Linked DNA regions of Mus musculus: region 2 is linked to region 1. Evidence: chromatin loops called from intact Hi-C (ENCODE). Cell type or tissue: left cerebral cortex. All regions are shown on one strand. Each heading gives the region's core, and the rest is flanking DNA. Links, peaks and the distances in the headings are about the cores only.

Region 1 (11,366 bases), core at 1,365-9,364:
AATAAACTTCTTATACATAAGAAATAGGAAATATCCCTTTAGCTCCTTGGTTACTTTCTCTAGCTCCTCCATTTGGGGCCCTGTAATCCGTCCAATAGCTGACTGTGAGCATCCACTTCTGTGTTTGCTAGGCCCTGGCATAGTCTCACAAGAGACAGCTATATCTGGGTCCTCTCAGCAAAATCTTGCTAGTGTATGCAATGGTGTCAGCGTTTGGAAGCTGATTATGGGATGGATCTCTGGATATGGCAGTCTCTAGATGGTCCATCCTTTCGGCTCAGCTCCAAACTTTGTCTCTGTAACTCCTTCCATGGGGATCTGTAACCCTATAGGTGAAACAACAATATGAACTAACCAGTATCCCCCGGAGCTCGTGTCTCTAGCTGCATATATATCAGAAGATGGCCTAGTCGGCCATCAGTGGACAGAGGCCCATTGGTCATGCAAACTTTATATGCCTCAGTACGGGAGAATGCCAGGGCCAAGAAGTGGGAGTGGGTGGTTGGGGAAGTGGATGGGGGAGCGTGTGGCGGACTTTTGGGATAGCATTGTAAATGTAAATGAAATAAATACCTAGTAAAAAATAAAAAAGAAATAGGAAATATATGATCATTTTACATATTCACAAAACATTTTCAAAAATATTCATATTCCAAGAATTCCTTTCCCCCTGTTGAAGCCATTATATACAAATAGAGAACACTTGGTCATGTTACCCAATAACAATATAGTATAATTGTCTTAGTAATTGTTCCAATGATGTGAAGAGATATCATGACCAAAGCACCTTTTATAAAGGAAAACATTTAGTTTGGGGCTTCCTTACAGTATCAGAGGCTTAGTCAATTATCGCCACCTACTCCAACAAGGCTACACACCATAATCCTTCCAAATATTTCACCAACTGGAAAACAAGTATGCAAATATATGAGCCTGTGGGGACTAATATCATTCAAACCATCACAATAGCCATAAATTGTTACTTTATGATTTAAATTTTTTGTTTAGATTAAAAATGTATGTATGTATGTGCATGTGTGAGTATATGTGTGTATTCTGTAGTGGTTTGAAAAGGAATGGCCCCACAGACTCACAAATTTATGTGCTTGGCCCATGGGGAGTCAGTCACACTATTAGAAGATGTGGTCTTGTTGGAGGCAGTGTGTCTCCTCTTGGCTGCCTTCAGATTTAGAACTTTTGGCTCCTCCAGAACCAAGTCTGGCTGCACAGTGTCATGCTTCCCATCATGATGATAATGGACCAAACCTCTGAAACTGTAAGTCAGGTCCAATAAAATATTTACCTAAATATTTGCCTCAATAGTAGTTGTCCTGGTCATGGTGTCTCTTTGCAGCAATGGAACCCTAAGATGATGTGATTGTAACTGCATCTACCCACCATGGCCAGAAGAAGGCTCATCCCTTTAGTCTGTTAGTTTTAGCAGCACTGAGAATGAAGAACCAAATACTCCTAACCAGTAACCCATCTCTCAAGGTTCCAAACATGTTCTATAAAAGAAGGAAAGAGAGGGCCAATGAGATGGCTCAGCAAACAACTTTCCATGAAGGACACATTTCCTATAGAGAATTCCAAATAGTTTAGCTAAGTACTGCCCCTCCCTATAATAAAATCATGCCCCATCTCTTAAATATGAGATCCAGTTAATAACTTATTTCCAGAGAATATGTGTATGAAAAAATATAAAAGAGCAACTTGACATTGAAGCTCTTGACAGGGAGGACTAATCAGTTGAGTCAAATGACACGACTAATCACAGATAAGTTAGGTGCCAGTCTGTCCTTTCGATGTGATGTAATGAGGATGGATTTCATGTCTATGTTGATCCTTCAGAAATCATATGCTAATTATGAGATGGGCAATAAACCCAAACGTAAAAACCAACAACAAAATGACCTCCAAGTTCTAAGGCCATCCAGGAAAATGCTGCAGAGCAAGGAGGCTCATGGCAGATTGACTGACATTCTGGGAGAGATTCTGGAAAGTGTAGAGGACAGGCAATAATTAGGGACAAATGTTGAATAAATGTATCAGAATGCTATACGATGTCAAACACACACACACAAACCTGGAGGAGGGACAGAAGGGAATTCTTAAAAATTTCCACAAACTTATGGCAAATCAAAATTGTACTACAATATGTGCAGCACGCAACTCTACTTTCAGTAATCAGGAGGCTGAGGCAGGAGGATTATGACATTAAGACCATCCTAGGCTAGGTGGTAAGACTTGGTCTCAACATCCTCCCAAAAGAAAAACTACACTAATATATATATATTTAAAAACCCTTTATTTCAACAAAAAATAAGTTTTAAAATATTGTTCAAATATATGTGTGTTTCATTAGAAATTTTTCACATCTGTGTAAAAATGAATGTCAACAATACATTTTAAAAGTGATATTACTAATACTAATAAGTTTGAGGTAGCTAATACAATAGCTGAGATTAAATAAGTAAATTCCTAGAAAATAATCATGTATAAATAAAATAATGTGAAGCAGAAAAATATAAACATACTTATTAAAGAATTAACACCGAGTATGGTAGCACACTCCTTTCATTCCAAGCATTCAGGAGGCAGAGGCAGAAAAAGTTTTATGAGTTTGATGCCAACCTGGTCTATATAGGGAGATCCAGGCCTGCCAAGGCAACATAGTGAGGCCCTGTCTTGAAAAGAAAATTAAAAAGTCATTGTGTGTCATCCCAAACTCTGGATTCAAGCAGAATTCATTAATTCAATCTATGCAGAGTCAAGGAAAAGGCAGCATAAATCTTAAATGAACTTTACAACAAAAAGAGTACATGTATTTTTAAATATGCTATGAGATTTACATAATTACACCAGCAAAACTTGAAAAATAAGATTTAAAAAAATACCCTCAAAAGATTCCTCAAAATATTATAGAACCTAATAAAAAATGGAAAAAAAAATATTATAGAACTGTCTCTTTAAAAAATCAAATTACTCTCAATCCATAGGAATACATTATTGGTTAAAAAAAAGGGGGTTTATTAGAGCTAAACAATGTTAGTTTAACATTTAAAAATCAATAATAACAACTCACTATATTCAAAGAAAAAGTAAAACCATCTCAGTAAATAATGTGAAAAATCTCTATTATCCTACAGTGTGTTTTATAAGCCTTATGTTCACACTTAAGAACTTGCAATAAACTAATTGCTAAAAAATTGAATTAGAAATTCATGCACCAGCCATGTTTCAGAAACACATTTACCCAAACCTTCAAGGTACCATTCATTTTTTTATTGTAAACAATTCCCAACCCAGAAACAGATTAAGAACTTGAAGTTTCATTTTATGAGACAATAATAATTTTGTTATGAAAATAAATTAGAGTGTAATAAAAGAAAATTTAAACAGTCTCATTTGTGGTGATGAAAGGAAGAATCATTAGCTAAATTAGTCCAGCAAAATATTAAAATAATTACCAATGGGTGAGGCTCCAGTAACACAGATGTGGCTTAACATTAGAAAATGATACAGAAAACAAAAAACAGTGGTTGTCTGCTCTCACAATTTTACATTGTTCTCAAGATCTTACTCAATACCAATAAACTAACAAACTTATTTAATCTTGGAAGCTGATACTCTTGTATACTCAAAGATGAGATTTCAACAAAAATAAGTACTACAGATGATACAGCTACTCACTGTTAAGTGAGTTGCCAGCCAGTCTGTCCTTTCGATGAGATGTATGTAAAAGTAGATGTTACGTAAACTTAAATGGATACTGATAGCAGTAAGCCTCCGAGATGACAATTACATCTGGTAAATAAAAGTTACTTTTACAAGTGGGGTCAACTGTCCCCACCCCCACCCGTGTGTGTGTGTGTGTGTGTGTGTGTGTGTGTGTGTGTGTGTGATTATTTTTAAAGAAATCATTTGAAAACCTTTCTATTCTTTCAAATTGGGGAAGATACACATAATAAAACAGAAAAACTATATCAAAAGAAGAGAAAGAACACCAAGCCAATTAATTTGAAATAATAGTATAAATAATACAAGAACGTGTCTGAACAATGTGAAATGTAGCGGAGAGCCCCACATAGCCCAACACTGCGTTTTCAGCAATAGTTTTGTCAAGATGATGTCGTTGTGTAGCTGTTTCTCTGCACTGAAAACTTCCCTCTTGGGCAGAGGAAAGGTTCATGAGACTCCTTAACAACTAGGACTCAGAGCACAGCTCCTGGATGCTATCTGTGCAGTACCCATTGCAACTCCTCGGGTAGCTGCCTGCAAGTTGCTCTGGGAACTCCTCTAACACAGTCCATGTGAATCTCGCTCACTTAAGGGAAGGGCATTTACTAAAGCAACTGGCAGAGCTACCCCAACGTTTGTAAGCTGGACTTAAACTGACTTCTTGTTTGTTTGTTTGTTTGTTTGTTTGTTTGGTCCAAAGCTTTTATATCTGAGGTAATCAAAGAAAGATTCCCCAGGAGAAGTTAGTTATGCAACATCATGCTCTTTTCTGCCATACCAATAAGCAAAAAATAACATTTCGATGAAATTAAAATTCATGCAATGTGCTTTTTAATTCAGACTCTGCATTTATCTCAAAAAAATAAAATAAAATCTGTTTTCTGTGTTATTTCTTACAAATGTATGCAAAGCTTTGATTACAATGGAAATGGCACACAAGTTGGAGTTAAGCTGATACAGGATCAAAACCCACCTCTTCACTTCAATATGTGCATACATTACTAAATGTTGTTGGCCATGACCTTCAGGGGGTTCTAAATGGAATGAAAATGAAGTAAAACTTGTGAATTTCTGGGTACAGCTGCTCTTCTGATACCTCTTGTCTTTTCCATTTCGAAGCTGATCTGGGTGGAAAACACTTTAATTATTCCTTAAACCTAAAGAATGCTAAAACATAACAGAAAACAGCAAAAGATATCACTCGTTATACATATGATAAATCTGAGGCTGGGTAGAGATTTGAATCCAAGGGAGAACAGATAAAGTAAAACATTCCCCCTCTATCATCCCTCCTAAAACCCAAACTACAAGATAATGAAAAGGAAAGAGCTCGACTTCCAAACCTCAACGGGGCTCCTGGCCGAGTTTATCATATCCCGTTAATTTCCATTTACCTAGGCTCCACCACAAGCTATGCGAGGTGGCAAGCCAGCAAGTTGGATGAAAAGCGACTCCTTTTTTTCCTCTTGCTTAAATTGCTCCGTGTCCTTTTGCGAACTACAAAAGCTTGTATGAAAATCCTCCTGCTGAGGCCAGCTCTGGGACGCAGCTCAAGGGCTCCACCTTCAGTCGCAACGGAAAAGGAACCATTCAAAACCATTCCTTTGAGTTCTAAGGAGACAGATCTGGAATGGTTTTATTTCACGAAATGCAAATCCTACAGTCTTTGGTTTTGTTTTGTTTTTTACAAATAATATGGGCCAGACACTTATCTACTATGCACAGTAAGCCAGATAATCTTAAAGTGTGCAAGACTGACTATAAATAACTCAAGTAAACTGGTTGCTTAAACTACCTCATGGTCTTTCATGTCTTCAGGACTCCTGTCTGCTCTTGTGTTATTTAGCTGCAGCACTAGCTGATAAGCTTTTCATTCCATTTCTCCTATGATATTTACTATTGTTTTGTAGTGAAGGAAATGTTATTTCTTACCTAACATACCTGTTGATAAACTGCCAGTAGGTTTTGTTTTTTTTTTTTTTTTTTTTTTGACAGTTTCAATAAGTATATTGAATGGAATTATTCTTGGAAGAAATATTCTACCTTGACAAATGGAAATGATTCTCAGCTCTATTAAAAGGCATTGCTTAAAGGTTAAAGATTAATTTTCCAAGAGGCACTGGTATGGAATACAACAGACAAAAAAGAAAAGAAAAACACAGAAAATTAGTCCCATAATTCCACAGAATTAAACCCCCAAATTGAATTCCCACTTAAATTAAACAGTTTATTTAGTTAATCTCAAAATGAATGACTCCATGTTTTCTATTAAACATATCTTGTGGGGTTATACTTGAGAACAGTAACTAAAATGTTTAGATGTGTTTAGAGATTTTTTTTTCTTCCTAATGGGAAATTAAACTTACACATTAAAACTTACAGTTTTCTATTCACCTTATAATAGTGTTTTTTTTCCTTTTTTCCTTTGTTGGGGCCCCAGACATACCTCTAACAAAAGACGCCATAGAGAAATGTGAGTTTTGTGCCTCTCACTACTGTGAACGAAAATTACTGGAATTGTTGACAGAGATTAGAGATTAGAATTGCAACCTGTACAGAGTTTGGGATGTTGAAGATCCAAAAGCTAGTTATCACATCTTGGGTTAGCAGTTTTTGTCCACCTTTGTGTCATAACTAACATCTTGTAACTAATAAATAGAAACATTTGGAATTAATTAACTAAAAGTACTACTGGTGTGCACTGACCCAAAAACTAAGAATGTTATCAGGTAACATCCTGGGGGTATAGAAAAGGTTTCCCCCATCTGACTCTCACCACCTCTCTGATATATCCACCAATTTATTTTAAACTTGTTTGAATTTGTGTCTTTCTTTGCTCTGTGAATCTATAAAACTCCTTTCCCATTAGAATATGACAACTGGCAACCTAAATCTATGTTCCTGGGATGTGGTCACTAAGAATGGCTTCAAATAAACTAGCTTTTCTCTTTTAGATGAGAGCTGTGGCTTTTGTATCAAAACTGGTAAGAAAGAGGGGATTACTACTCTAAGAGAGCAAGAATTCAAATAAAGTTCAATTTTTATGACCCAGAGTTTTCATGGTCCTTATGTATCTACAGACTCTTTTAAAGGAGTAAATATTTGAAGCTCAGGGTAATTTCTTCTGGCTGAGCTTCATAACATTCACAAAATATCTTCTATTCTTCACAGTGATCCAACGGTTTGGTTCTTTAATGAGCCCTTGCTTTGTTGTTGAGAAGACAAAATACAAGTAAATCTAGTAAATTCAGCCTGGAGGCACACACCTGTAAACTCAGCACTCAAAACCTTGAAGAAGGAGAATCATGAATTTGAGGCAAATCTGGGCTACAATAACTCCATGAGTGGATGATAGAAGACAGACAGACAGACAGACAGACAAACAGATAAAATAAGGGAGATAGATGAACACAGAGTTATGTCGGCGGAACTAAAATCAAAACTCTTAATACCTACAACTATGCCCTATACAGCAAGCCTTCTATTAATTCTGCATGGACACATCCAATTCAAAATAAATATTTGAGTATTTCTATTTAACAGACATTATATTGCATGAAAATGCAGCATGGGCATGCTAGGGTAGATCTCTAAGAACTAAGAACAATTTCACAAAGGCTGGGGACCACCGTATTGGAGAGCAAGTGGGAAGACTGCTGAAGGTGTTAGACAAGCTCTTAAGTGAGACACAGCTGCATTCAAACCCCAGCTTCACTACAGCCTGCTGGTTAACCTAGGTCAAGTACTCAGCATTTCTAGGCACTATTTTTTTAATAAGTTGAAAAGAGAAAACACCAAACGGTTCTCTGTATTAGAGCTGCTGCATTAAATAAAGAAAATATCTAATTTCATATATATATATATATATATATATCAACTCTGTCAAGCTTGCAGACAGGAGCCTGGCATGACCACCTCCTGAGAGTCTTCATCCAGCAATGGATGGAAACAGGGTGCAGATCCACGGAGAAATATCTGGGGGAGCTCAGGGAGTCTTGTGGAAGGGTGGGGGATAGAACTGAGTGAACAGGAGAATTGAGGACAACATGAGAACACCTACAGAGTCAACTTACCTGGGCCCATGGGGATCACAGAGACTGAACCACCAACCAAAGAGTATGCAGGGGCTAGACCTAGGCCCCCACACATTTGTAGCAGATGTCCAGCTTGGTCTTCATGTGATTCTCCTAACAACTGGAATGTAGGGGTTGCCTCTGACTCTGTTGCCTGTCATTCTATTCCCTTACCCTATCTGGACTTCCAGGTTGTGCCTCGGTAAGAGAGGATGTGCTTAGTCCTTCTGGGACTAGATGTCCCAAGGTGACCTGGTATCCAAGATGGGGCTAGGGGAAGGAGAAATGGAGAGAGGGATTTGTAAGAACAAGACTGGGAAGAAAGGGAGGGAGAGAGGCTGCAATTGAGACCTAATGTGAATAAAACAACAAATTATGAAAAAAAAGAAAAATGTACAAACACAAACATTCTTTTCATCGCAGGAAAACTAGGACAGCTTAGGCTTTTTGTTCCCACTGAGTGTTTGTTCATCATCTCAGCTTCTAGAAATCTTTGTTTCTCCTCTTGGCCCAAGCATAAGACATTTGCTATCCCAAAAGAATGAATGTGGAACATTGTTATTCCTAAGTCTCCAGTAAAACTATGATTATAGTTCCAACGTAAATATGCACGCTCACTTGATCTCTGCCTTCTCTGCTCTCCCTATGTGAAAATCTAAACACACTCTCACATACCATATTTCAGTTAAAATAGATTAATAATAAGTGCTTCAGGAGTTGGAGATGTGGCTCAGTCAGTAGTCCACATCCCTTATATAGATGATACCTTGCGTTCCATCCCCAGCACCACATAAAATAGGGCCTGTAATCTGAGCTCATAGAAGGAGCAGATATGACCATTAGACCCTGGTATAGTTGTCTCGTATGAGACTATGCCAGTGTCTGGCAAATACAGAAGTCAATGCTCACAGTCATCTATAAAATGGAACACAGGGCCCCCAATGGAGAAGCCAGAGAAAGCACCCAAGGAGCTGAAGGGGCCTGCAACCCTATAGGTGGAACAACAATATGAACTAACCAGTACCCCCAGAGCACGTGTCTCTAGCTGCATATGTAGCAGAAGGTGGCCTAGTCAGCCATCACTGAAAAGAGAGGACCCTTGGTATTGCAAACTTTATATGCCCCAGTACAGGGGAATGCCAGGGCCAAGAAGTGGGAGTGGGTGGGTAAGGGAGCAGGGTGGGGGGAGGGTATAGGGAACTTTTGGGATAGCATTTGAAATTTGGAATATATATAAAGAAAATATCTAATAAAAAAAATGTGCTAAAAAAGAAAGTCTGGGCTCATTCTTGACTGTACAGTGAGCTCCAGGCCAGCCTGAACTGTGCAAAACCTTAAGGAAATGATAGACCCAAAATTCTTAATAAAAACTTGTTTCGGTGAAAACAAGAAATGGATACAAGCTCCATAGAATGATGCGTGCTGCTGTATTTGTAATGGTAAAATAGCACCTCAGAATGACATATAATTGCTCAGATTCATTGTTTCATTTGAAAGAAATGAAATTCATGACCATGCCTTTTGATTTCATGTCCAGTTTTGAAGACACCACATCTATATAGGTGGTTTTTTTTTTTTTTTCAAATGAGAGATCCAATTGTTATTAGCAAGAATTTCTTCCCAAAGAAATGTAAAGCAAAACTGTTACCTCCTAAAGTAACTCAAAGCCATTTTTAGAAGAAAAGATATACATAAACTATTCAATTGTGCTCCCAGTTCATAGCTCAGTCAATTAGAGATGGCTCAGAGATCAGTTAACTACTGCAGGTTTTTGTTATGTTTTGTTGGTGATTTTTGGTTTTGTTTTTTGGGTTTGTTTGTTTGTTTGTTTTGTTTAGTATCTTCCTGGCTTTTCCTTCTTTCTGGAAATTAACTTCTCCCAAATATTCAACTTCTCCATCATGGTTAAAATTGATTGTCCTTCTCTGCCTGCTTATTGGGTGAACCAACATGAAAATCCAGAGTAGTTTTCAATATAAAACACGCTAATTAGTCTTAGGAGTTAAATTAGAAGCTAAAAGAGGTCATTTGTGACCATGAGACTAATAAGACAAAGAGAGAGTTCAGAGGCATAGGAAAATTTTGGAAGAGAGAATATGTGGAGTATAGACGGACCAGAAGAGAGAAAGCAGCTTTCTGAATGCTGACCATCTCCAGTCCCATGCATCAGTGATTCATGAAGCCAAGCTCTACTCTCCATCCTTGTTTTCACTGTGTGTGTGACTGTGTGTGAGCATATTGTGAACGTAAGTATACCTTTATGAGTGTGTGCATTTGAGTGTGATGTGAGCACACCCATGTGCATATATGTAAGTCTGAGTGTCTATGTCTAATTCATTTGGTCTTAAGTTAGGGGTGTTGTTTGTCAGCCAACTCCTCTCAAAATGAAAAATCATAAATGGGCTCTTTCCAGCATTATTTTCCAGAGCAGGGGAAGGACCATTTTATGTAATCCATCTAAATCGGAGATCTATATTCAATTCCTTCCTTGACAACACACTTTCTTCCTACAATATTAATTACTACTTAACTTTCTCAAAATTTTGCTGGAGAGCAATTATGAAAAACTCAAATGTTTTCTTAAATAGCTAATAGCAATCAGCTTCATCACATGCCAGATCGTAAATTAAATTATAGCATATTGGTAAGATGCCAGCAATGATTTTAAAACTGCCAATACTTCAGATATATTCAAATATGCAATAAAATCCCTGAAATTTGATGGGCGCTTAAGTTACTGACTTGGCTATGAGACAATGTCCTCTGACCACAATATATGTGCACAAAATTAACGAATTAAAATGTAATAAACACTTAGAAAAGAAAGGGAATACTGTAGAACTTTCTGTCTTAAAACCCATTGCATTCTTTTTACACACAATAGAAAAACAAGTCCATAATGATTCAAAGGACATCTGCACATCCTCCCCTTGGCCAATGCCAATCCTGACGGTATGCTATGCATTGACATAAATGAAATCAACACAAGAAGGAAATATGAGGAAAAAAAACAGACTGAAAGATTTAAAACTCCATTTCCACCCTGTGTGCATCACTCTCTAATCAAAGATACTTATTTTCTGCATAGTGTCAAATATGGTTCAATCCTGGTATGCTACAGTGAAGAATAAAGGAAACAATTTTCTTTAAGGGGCTGACACTGTAATGGAGAAAGTGCATGGTAGATAATAAATTGAGTTAAAAATTCTATAGATAAATGTCAAGTACCGTAAGTGTTCCAGAAAATCAAGGAATGAACTGGAAATAATGACATATACATGCAACCTAACAATTCTTGAAACTGAAACAGGATGCTCCAAAGTTTGAGGCCAGCCTAAGTTGCACAGTGAGTTTGAGGCCAGCATAAGCCAGAAAGCCAGAGACCAATCCTGTCTTAAATAAATTAGAAAGGGTATATAAAAAATATACTATTCATTCAATAAATAAATGACTTTTGAAATGAGTTTCACAAGCAGGAAATAACTTTCAAATTCATTTAAACAATTGGTAAGATGCCAAGACACAGAATAATGAATTGAGAGCTGTGACTTC
Region 2 (11,366 bases), core at 1,491-9,490, 1.1 Mb before region 1:
ATAAAGAAATTAAAGACTTATTAGAGTTTTATGAAAACGAAGCCACAACATACCCAAAGTATGGGACACAATGAAAGCAGTCCTAAGAGGAAAACTCATAGCTCTGAGTGCCTCCAAAAAGAAACTAGAGAGCACACAGTAACAGCTTGACATCACACCTAGAAGCTTTAGATCAAAAGGAAGCAAATTCACCCAAGAGGAGGAGACAGCAGGAAATAATCAAATTCTGGGCTGATATCAACCAAGTAGAAACAAAAAGAACTATTCAAAGAATCAACCAAATGAGGAGCTAGTTCTTTGAGAAAATCAACAAGATAGATAAGCCCTTAGCCAGATTCACTAGAGGGTACAGGGAGAGTGTCCTAATTAACAAAATCAGAAATGAAAGAGAGAAAAAACAACAGAACAAACCAAAAAAAGCCCAGAGCCAGATGGGTTTAGTGCAGAGTTCTATCAGACCTTCAAAGACCTAAATCCAATTTTCCTCTATTCCACAAAATAGAAAAATAAGGTACTCTACCCAATTCATTCTATGAAGCAACAATTACTCTGATACCTAAACCACATAAAGCCCCAACAATGAAAGAGAACTTCAGACCAATTTCCCTTATGAATATCAATGCAAAATTCCTCAATAAAATTCTGAGTAACCAAATCTGAGAACACATCAAAATGTTCATACATCATGATCAAGCAGGCTTCATTCCAGGGATGGAGGGATGGTTTAATATACAGAAATCCATCAACATAATCCACTATATAAACAAACTCAAGGACGAAAAACACATGATCATCTTGTTAGACCTGGAGAAAGCATTTGACAAAATCCAACACCCCTTCATGATAAAAGTCTGGGAAAGATCAGGAATTCAAGGCCCATACCTAAACATAATAAAAGCAATCTACAACAAACCAGTTGCCAACATCAAAGTAAACGGAGAGAAGCTGGAAGCAATCCCATTAAAATCAGGGACTAGACAAGGCTGTCTGTCCACTTTCTCCCTACCTATTCAATATAGTACTCGAAATCCTAGCCAGAACATTAGACAACAAAAGGAGGTCAAAGGGATACAAATTGGAAGGGAAGAAGTCAAAATATCACTTTTTTGCAGTTTATATGATAGTATATATAAGTGATCCTAAAAAATCCATCAGAGAACACCTAAACCTGATAAACAGCTTCAGTGAAGTAGCTGGATATAAAATTAACTCAAACAAATCAGTGGCCTTTTTCTACACAAAGGATAAACAGGCAGAGAAAGAAATTAGGGAAACAACACCCTTCATAATAGTCACAAATAATATAAAATGCATTGGTGTGACTCTAAGGAAATGAAAGATCTATATGATAAGAACTTCAAGTGTCTGAAGAAAGAAATCTAAGTAGATCTCAGAAGATGGAAAGATCTCCCATTCTCATTGATTGGCAGGATTAATATAGTCAAAATGGCTATCTTGCTGAAGGCAATCAACAGATTCAAAGCAATCCCCATCAAAATTCCAACTCAATTCTTCAGAGTTAGAAGGGCAATTTGCAAATTCATCTGTAATAACAAAAAGCCTAGGATAGCAAAAACTATTTTCAACAATAAAAGAACCTCTGGTGGAATCATCATGCCTGACCTCAAGCTGTACTACAGAGCAATTGTGATAAAAACTGCATGGTACTGGTACAGCGACAGACAGGTAGATTAATGGAACAGAATTGAAGACCCAGAAATGAGCCCACACCTATGGTCACTTGATCTTTGACAAAGGAGCTAAAACCATCCAGTGGAAAAAAGACAGCATTTTCAACAAGTGGTGCTGGCTCAACTGGAGGTTATCATGTAGAAGAATGCAAATTGATCCATTCTTATCTCCTTGTACAAAGCTCAAGTCTAAGTAGATCAAGGAACTCCACATAAAACCAGAGACACTGAAACTTATAGAGGAGAAAGTGGGGAAGAGACTTGAAGGTAGGGGCATAGGGGAAAAATTCCTGAACAGAACAACAATGGCTTGTGCTGTAAGATTGAGAATTGACAAATGGGACCTCTTAAAATTGCAAAGCAATAAGGCAAAAGACACTGTCAATAAGACAAAAAAGGCCACAAACAGATTGGGAAACTATCTTTACCAATCCTAAATATAATAGGGGACTAATATCCAATCTATATAAAGAACTCAAGAGTGTGGACTACAAAAAAATCAAATAAACCTATTAAAAATGGGGTACAGAGCTAAACAAAGAATTCTCGACTGAGGAATACCAAATCGCTGAGAAGCACCTGAAAAAATGCTCAACATCCTTAATCATCAGGGAAATGCAAATCAAAACAACCCTGAGATTCCACCTTACACCAGTCAGAATGGCTAAGATAAAAAATTCAGGTGACAGCAGATGCAGGCGAGGATGTGGAGAAAGAGGAACACTCCTCCATTGCTGGTGGGATTGCAGGCTTGTACAACCACTCTGGAAGTTCCTCAGAAAATTGGACATAGTACTACTCGAAGATCCAGCAATACCTCTCCTGGGCATATACCCCGAAGATGTTCCAACTGGATATATGGGCTCATGCTCCACTATGTTCATAGCAGCCTTATTTATAAAAGCCAGAAGGTGGAAAGAATCCAGATGTCCCTCAACAAAGAAATGGATACAGAAAATGTGGTACATTTACACAATGGAGTACTACTCAGCTATTAAAAACAAGGAATTTATGAAATTCTTAGTCAAAGAGGTGAATCTGGAGGCTATCATTATGAGTGAGGTAACCGAATCACATAAGAACACACATGATATGCACTCACTGGTAAGTGGATATTAGTCCAGAAACTTAGAATACCCAAGATACAATTTGCAAAACACATGAAACTCAAGAAGAAGGAAGACCAAAGTGGTCTTTTTCCTTTTTAGAGTGGGGAACAAAATACCCATGGAAGGAGTTACAGAGACAGTGTTTGGAGCTGAGATGGAAGGAAGGACCATCCAGAGACTGCCCCACCTAGGGATCCATTCCATAAACAACCACCAAACCCGGACACTATTGCACATGTCAGAAAAATTTTGCTGACAGGACCCTGATAAAGCTCTCTCTTGTGAGGCTTATGCCAGTGCCTGGCAAATACAGAAGTGGGTGCTCACAGTCATCTATTGGGTGGAACACAGGGCCCCAAATGAAGGAGCTAGAGAAAGTACCCAAGGAGCTAAAGGGGTCTGCAACCCTATAGGAGGAACAATAATATGAACTAACCAGTACCCCCAGACCTGTGTCCCTAGTTACATATATAGCAGAGGATAGCCTAGTAGGCCATCAATTGGAGGAGAGGCCCTTGGTCTTCGGAAGATCATATGCCCCAGTCCAGGGGGAGTTGCAGGACCAGGAAGCAAGAGTGGGTGGGTTGGGGTACAGGCATGGTGGAGGGTATAGGGGACTTTGGGGATAGCATTTCAAATGTAAATGAAGAAAGTATCTCATAAAAAAAAAAGAACACTTACTGTCTCAATTTTGTGTATGTAGTTGTTTTCTCCCTTTGAGGAAAACCTCCTCATCCTGAGTTAGTACCAATGAGACAATGAATCCTTTTCAAGGTTACTTACAGCTAAGAAATGGATTAACTCTGTGCAACATTCCATAGTCCCTGATGAAGTCCTGTCTCCTAAATTATAGTACTCCTTTGGTTTCCTCTTGGGAACCAACTTTCTTCCCTTGAATATTTAAACATTACAAAAACCCCAGTAATTTGTATGCTAGTTTGAGTAAATTGTTTCTTTTTTCACACACAAACTACAAATGCTCCCTTTTTAAAGTGTCCTTTTGCTGTAAGATGTATATCTTACAGCAGAAATCATTTAGAAACATTCCAAGGAAATATTTTTATTTTTCTTCTATTTATTTTAGGACATATTTCAAGATGACTTTTCTTCTTCAAAAGAGAAGCACAGATCCAAATGTGTCTAAATAATCAGACATCTAAGCTGAAAATGTTGCTATTCCATTCTATTCACAGCCAACACTAATGGCTCTATTTGTTCAATATCTTCACTTAATTGCTAGCCTCCCCTTCCTAACAGAACACCATGTAAAGGTGTGTAGGATACATTATACCCAAAGTTGGATAGGATTATGAGCCCACAATGAATTTGACAGACCAGTTAAAATATCATCCTCTTATTCTTTGCAAAAGAATGTTTTATTTATCAGTTGCCTCAGGCTAACTGAATTGGGAAAAAAATGTCCACAATTATGTTAAGTCCCATTCTTTATTTTATTTTATTTTATTTTTTCCAGCTCTGTTCCTATTAAAAGTGTGGCTTTACCATCAGAGGGAAACAGCACCTTTTCTCAATGGTATAATTGGAGTTATTTTTTCCAGTGTCAAAAAAAGTTTGTCTTGTTGGGAACCATTGCACCGACTGTGAATGGTGAAGCTGTTAAGCTTTTACTATTTACTCTTTATTCAGATTTTAGGAGAACCTGAGGACCAAACTGCCTTCCTTCCTCATTACCTCCATCAGGGGGAGCTCTGACAGTGTTTCGCCTAGCTGGGTTTCTCTTGGCAAACTACAAGCTAGTCATTTACACAGCTCTTTAAAGTGTATTGAACTTTAAAAGCCAGAACACACACATTTTCTGTCCTTTCTCTCGCTGTGTCACAGCATGGTGTCGATTTTTTTTCTTAAATCGTTTTTTAGTATGTATCTTACAGTTCAGGATATGTTTTATCTCTGTAGAAGCATGCTTAGTGCTTCTTCCTGGGAACTCGTTTTACACAACCAAGAATGAAACCTTGTCAATCTAGTTTATATGGACTGCTCTAACAGAGGACGCTAAAGACTCTGGTTAGAGGCAGGAAATAAGGCAGTAATGACGGAACTAGGCAAAGCAGAGTTTCTCCAGTATAATGCCCTGCTGATTTTCATGTAAGACAATAAATAGATATATACACATGTAATTGAAGCAGCTCTAAGAATTAGCTTTAGTACTTACTCATTTTGAAATGTTGAGTGATGTAACTAAAACTTAGATGAAGAATCTACCAGGATCATACAGCTTCTAACGGAGAAGACAGGCTCTTCCCCAAAGGACAAATGTTTATTATGCAAAATGTACACAATTGTGTCCCATTTTACTAAACAAATAGTAAAATGAAGGAAAAACTAAGGAAGTCATACTTTTTATTTCGGTGTTCCTTTTTAGTGTCAAGAAGTACCTAATTCTTTTCATTTAGTGTTCTTTTCGCTTTTGCTAATATTTCAGTTTTTCCTGTGCAGAATATTAAGTTCCAGCAAGGATGGAGGTAAAATGAATGAACAGAACGGGCAATGATGAGCGAAGTGCAGGCAGCTGAGAATCACACACTCAAAGGACACATCCTTTACCAAGCAAAATAACACCTCAAAAATACAATGCAGAGCACACTAAGATACTGCTGAGTAAGAAAACTGACAGAACATTTCTGAATTTTGCTTCATATCACATGTATTTTTCCACATTCTAATAATCAAATGAAAAATGAATTGAAGAAAGGAGCTTTTCACTACTGTGTTCCATTTTGGTGCATATAGAACCTAAATGAATACAAATCAGGTTGAATATAAAAATAACCTCAGGTTTGCACAGGCGGAAGATTACTGTTTATGCATGTGGTCTGTATTATTCCTTTCTTCCCTTCTTATCTTTGAGCATCAAAGCAACAAGTATAGCAAATTCCATAATAAAATCTGGACATCATTTTTGAAAACCCATATGCCATTATGTTAAATCATTCACAAGGTCATTTCTTTCTTACTAAGCATTTTCCAAATTGCTTAAGTAAGACTCAAAATTGCCCTTCCTTCCAGCTCCATCCCTTAGAACTTCGTTTTCTCTAAGTATTCTGACTGGTCTCCCATAATCTTTAACTTGCCTTCTGTATTAAGACTTCCGTGCACAGGCCCCACTCTGCACTACAACCCAGCCATCTCTTTGCTCTCTTTAGAATGCACCCTTAGGTCACCACCAATGCTCAGTGTTTTGCTCGGCACCACCATGCATCTACCATTCATGGTCTTCTATCAAATGCAGTCATTCTCCAATTGTCTCTAGAAATAAAATTTCAATAACAATCCATGTATTACTCCTTGCCACCCCTGACTCTGAAAACAAGTTTTTAGTGACTTTTCACATCCTCCAAGGGCCACTGGCTCTTCTCCATCTAGTATTTCTATCAGGCACTAGGAACAAAATAAGTAGAGTTGATTGTTGTACACAAGGACTCAGTAATGGGAAAGGTTGACAAATGGACTACTGTAATATTCAGGAATACTGAATATTGCTTGATACAATGAATGATGTCATAGGTTAATAGAGATTAAAAACCTGATGGATAAATATCAAGGTAGTAGGAAATCTATACTTCACACACCTAAGGGATATTTGATAAAATGTACATGAGAAACTAAAGTACAAATATTAAAAGGCAGTGAATGAGAAAAAGAATGTATTAAAAGATTTGTCCATACCATTGGAGATTTATTTTAACCTAAAAAAGTAGATAGTTTAATCCTAATTAAAATACTTTCTGCTACAATAGATTTTAATTGGATGTTTTCTCTTCTGATAATTGCATAATTTTTCCTCTTCTGTCATCTTTTTTTTCTCATCAAAATTTTATGCTACAAACTAACCAGAACACAATTCTTAATTACTCATATTGTATCTTACGGTGTTATTATTGACAATGATATGGCTGTGCTACACATCTTAATTATTATTTTAAGAAGTTGGACAGTTTCATCTTGTACTTAAAATGTTTTGCATTTTTATTTATAATACATATTCTAATTTTAAATATTTTAAATATTTTGAAATAAAGTAGGAATAGCTACAAAATTTGTTGTTCATTCTGCCCATTTCCATCAGGCAGATAATCCTACCTAATTATACTGTAATGCATATATTTCACATCAGCACTATATGCTCATAGAGAAGTCTGCATTTTCATCACTCATGTGTTAGTGTGGCTACCGGCACATTTGCAGTGTAAAGGAAACACAGGGGCAGAGAGATGTTCCTGCCACAAGCATGTCATAGGCACTTGTAACCCTTCTCCCAAATCCTTAAACTGCAATCACCAGTCAGTGCTACCCTACACCATTCCTGCTTAGTACTACGAAATCATTTATTTAAAAATAATACGTGCTTAAATAGCTATAAAAATAGATGCTTAAGTAAAAATTATACACTTCCAGTAAACTGAATTAAATGAACAATAGTTCATTTAACCCTGGTGATGAGACAATTCAAAACTAAATTACTTTAGGGAATAATGAAGTACTACATGTTATCCTCATTTGCCACATTTAAAACTGTCTATGCAGAAGATGTAGATATAGTTTATACATACATGTATATAGATAGGTATAGATATATATAGGTGTAGATGAAGGTGTAGAAATGTATGTAGCTGTATATGAGGTATATATGTTTGTGTATATGTATATACATACATATATGTTTATGTATACACACACACGTTTACAGTGATAAAGCTAACTAATGTAATAAGATAGCTGAAGTACTTCTATCCACTCATATTTGGTCATTTTTCAAGTAAGCAATCAGGTGAAAATGTGAATGTTTTTAACCTAAATAGTAAACCTTTTTCTTTTTTTTTTTTTTAAAGATAAAATAAAATAAGATAAAACAAAACCCATCACATCTAAGTTGAACAAGGCAAAGGAGAAGGACACACCTGTTCACATATTCAGGATCCCATGAAAATACTATGCCAAGAGATATAATACACACAGAGCAACTGATGCTGTCCTGTGTCAGCCCTGTGAGTGTGGCTTCAGTCTCTGTTACTTCACCTGAGTTCTCCTGGTGTCCTCTGTCTCCTCTACCCTTCTTTCTCTTCCTCTTCCCTGGGCTTCCATGAGGTCTAAGGGGAGAGATTTTATGTAAACATTCCATTTAGAGATATGAGCTAAACCTAATTCTTTACATGAATGTACTCGATAGAAAGGCTTATGTGACTATTTCTTCAGTTAATATTTCATAATAGAAACTAAATGTCAGAATCTTCACAGTTCAAAACTGTTTTACATCTGAACCTATAAAATAGTTGCAAGATATTTTTATACAACCTGTTCAATAAAGTGTTTGATTAAAAAAGTAAAAGATCCCCGTGACCTTCAAAATTTTCTGAGCATAATTATTACTCTACACAATATATAGTCTAATAAATATTTGATAGTGAGTATTAATGCAAATTTGAAAATTTGCTTTCCAAGTAAAATCTTATCTGAAATTTTGTATTATTTCTAATTAAGCCGTATTGACTTTTTCCAGATGTGTTCACATTTAAATGTTCATATTAAAATAAAATAAGGAGATATGATCCCCAATTTGTGCATTTAAAGTCAGTCTTTCTATTCATTCATCTATGGTGAGCAGCTTCTCTTGCTACGTAGTAAGCTTCTGAAATATAAGACCATTGTTAGGGACCCTTGTAGTCCATTTCTTTTCATTTCTGAGCAGCATTCTAGTGTACATATAGTCCATATACTTATGTGTCAATCCATCAGCTAGAAGCTCTTACAAGACAAATTCTCCAAGGCACTTTCATTTTATGTATTCAAGTAAAAGAGCCATATGGCCAACTGTTTACTTAATCGCCATCCTCCATAATGCATACCACCTTCCAAACTGTATTTCACTAGTTATCATTATAAGTCTTACAAATCTCCTATAGGTAAGTTAGACCATTTTTGGCTTTGAAACAAAGACTGGAAAAAGAAAACAATTGAACTACATCTAGTTTTGTCAAAGGTGTGTATGTATGTGAGTGTGTGTGTGTCTACATGCATGTGTGTGTGCACTCTTTCTTTTGTTTCCTACATTTTTTTATTTCATTAATAATCTTCTCATGACCATTCTCTATTCACTGTTATCACAAGAAGGTAAGAATGCTCTTTAGAACATTGAAACTTAATTTTTTTTTTAGAAAATATTTATCTATAGGTTCTCCACAGGAAGACCAACAGAGACAAATAAACTGGACGCTTGGGGGATCCCAGAAGTTAAGTCATCAACCAAAGATCATACATGGGCTAGACCTATCCCTACAGCTTGATCTTCATGTAGGTTCCTTAACAATTGGATCAGGGCTGTCTCTGACTCTGTTGCCTGCCTTGAATTCTGTTCCCCTAACTGAACTGCATTCTCTGGCCCCCAGGTGGAGAATATGAACTTAGTCCTGTTGCAACTTGATGATCCAGGGTAGGTTAGTATCCACTGGGGGAGAGGGTCTCCTCAGAGAAGAAGAGGAGAGAGATGGGAGAGGGGTTGTGTAAGGAGGGGCCTAGTCAGAAGGGGGCTGCAACCAGGATGGAAAGTGAATAAATAAATAAATTATTGAAAAAAGTAAACATTTATCTATTAGAAGGAACAAACTTTGTAATTTTTGAATAACAAAGTAGTGTGTGTCATGGTAAGAATACATGCTCTTGTGCAGGCCTGAATATAACCCTAATATACACCATTGGCAAATTGGATTTATACTACACTAACCGCTTCTTACTACATTTGTATCTGAATCTAGAAAATCAGTTTACTTATGTTAGTGGGTGCTCATCACATGTCTTAAAGTGTGTGTCTGCCTAAAAAGGCCTTTTAGAGCTGTATTGCTCTCTAGCAACAGTTATCAATCAGACAACAGGTTTCATTATTAAAAATTCCATGTATTTTCCAGCATAAATACATACTAAACTACTGAGGAATTCAATGAGTCAAATAAAATTCAGTATGTTCACAACATTGTACATTTTTGCATATTTTATTATCTTAGTTCCAAATCTATTATGTTTACAGTATACATTTTAACTAAAAGAAAGATGATATGCAACTGGAAAATTCAATAACTTAAATCCCGAAGAATTCAAATATTTTCCTGGTTGGAGTGATATGTTCTCTCTATTGAGACAATTCCTAGGTTTTCACTCAAAGTTATATCTTCAGCCTGGATATCTGATCTTACCTCCCTCGACCCTGTTCTGAATTACATTTTTATACTCACAATGCAGATACTGAATCTAGAGACTAGATATCACAGGAAGACATTCACAGTGCCTTTTAAAGATATGCAGATCGCTTTGTAATTCTTACTTTTTTGTAAGAAGCAATATTCTTTCATATTTATAACACCTACCCAGTTCAGAATACTGATGATATACATACATCATAATCCTTTTAGCCAAGGTTTGTACTCATAGGACTAATTTTCTTCTGCCATTTGCTTTATGCCCTATAAAGTTTTTAAATTGATGTTTTAAAAGCTGCCTTTAATCAGATTTTCTGTGCCCTTTATCCTCACTAAAATGTTGATGGCCCCATATTGTACTAGATACCAGCTTTGTCATTGAAACTTTAGACTGTGAAATATGTTTAGTAGCAAAGTATTAGAACCTATATTCTGTCTAAGCTTTGTTAAGAATTCTGTTTGCTTAGTGATCACACTCAGAAGGTCAATTTATGATAAGAGGTTAAAGAGGAGGTAGATGCCTATCCTCTAATATTTTTTTATTGTGACTCTTGTATTTGAGTTCTGAAAATCAAATTCACTGTGAGAAAACATACTTAATAAATATATTTTATATTGCAATTAACATAAAATTTAATGCCAGGTTCTGGCCTTAGTATCTTCTGACATAAAAGAAGATATATAAATAGCCTGTCCTCTTGAAGCGAACAAGATTTCAAAGCATGAGTAAAAATAATTCCTAAAACTAAGATTGCCCTTTTAAGAGTTAAGAGGGTTTTAGAGCATCTTTTCGTCTTTCTTTTTCAGAAACAAACTCTTCCTAAAAGACATTGGAAAGAAAACAAGATTTAACTAAACTATTTTTAAGTTTAAAACTCTATGTTAGCTTCTAAATTTTCTCTGACTTATTTACCAAAAACATTTGCATAATATGAATAATATGGGTTCATTCCTCAGTTTCAGGTGGCTGATATACTTCAATATCAAGGAGATTTCTCCAAAAAAGAAGGAGAGCACTTAGGTATAACTTAAGGAAATATGAAGTTTATTTCTGAGAAATCCAATTACAAACAAAGTTATTAATGAAAACTCATATAAAATGACACTCAATAAATTTACTGAGTATATATCTTTCATTAGAGAAATGGTATAGGTCCTTGATAACAAATGGTTCTTTGGTGCATTGATTTAATCAACTGTAGGAGAAAGGTGTTAAAAACAAAGCACGTATGTACTAGGTATATACAGATTATTTTCTTGACATTCCATCCTGAGCAACAGAATACAAGAATAAAATAGAATATAAACATTTATATTTTATTACATAGTATGTATAACTAGATATTATCTAAAACATG

The links. Peaks named below come from ENCODE experiments on the same cell type or tissue, not always from the same donor. Only the 100,000 strongest peaks of a DNase experiment are listed, where the experiment ranks them.
Region 2: a loop joins it to region 1, with 14 times the contacts of the local background. A loop is called at or near these places in 9 of 42 quality-filtered maps.

Annotation. Positions count from the first base shown.
Region 1 is chr11:40,921,259-40,932,624 of GRCm38, reverse strand. No RefSeq gene overlaps it. Among named protein-coding and RNA genes, the nearest start is that of Ccng1, 170 kb to the right of the region's middle. In left cerebral cortex, for the core only: a CTCF peak has its summit at 5,302; DNase peaks (open chromatin) are centred at 4,272 and 5,278; H3K4me3 peaks cover 665 bases; H3K27ac peaks cover 1,148 bases.
Region 2 is chr11:42,061,159-42,072,524 of GRCm38, reverse strand. No RefSeq gene overlaps it. Among named protein-coding and RNA genes, the nearest start is that of Gabrg2, 66 kb to the right of the region's middle. In left cerebral cortex, for the core only: a CTCF peak has its summit at 4,500; a DNase peak (open chromatin) is centred at 4,507.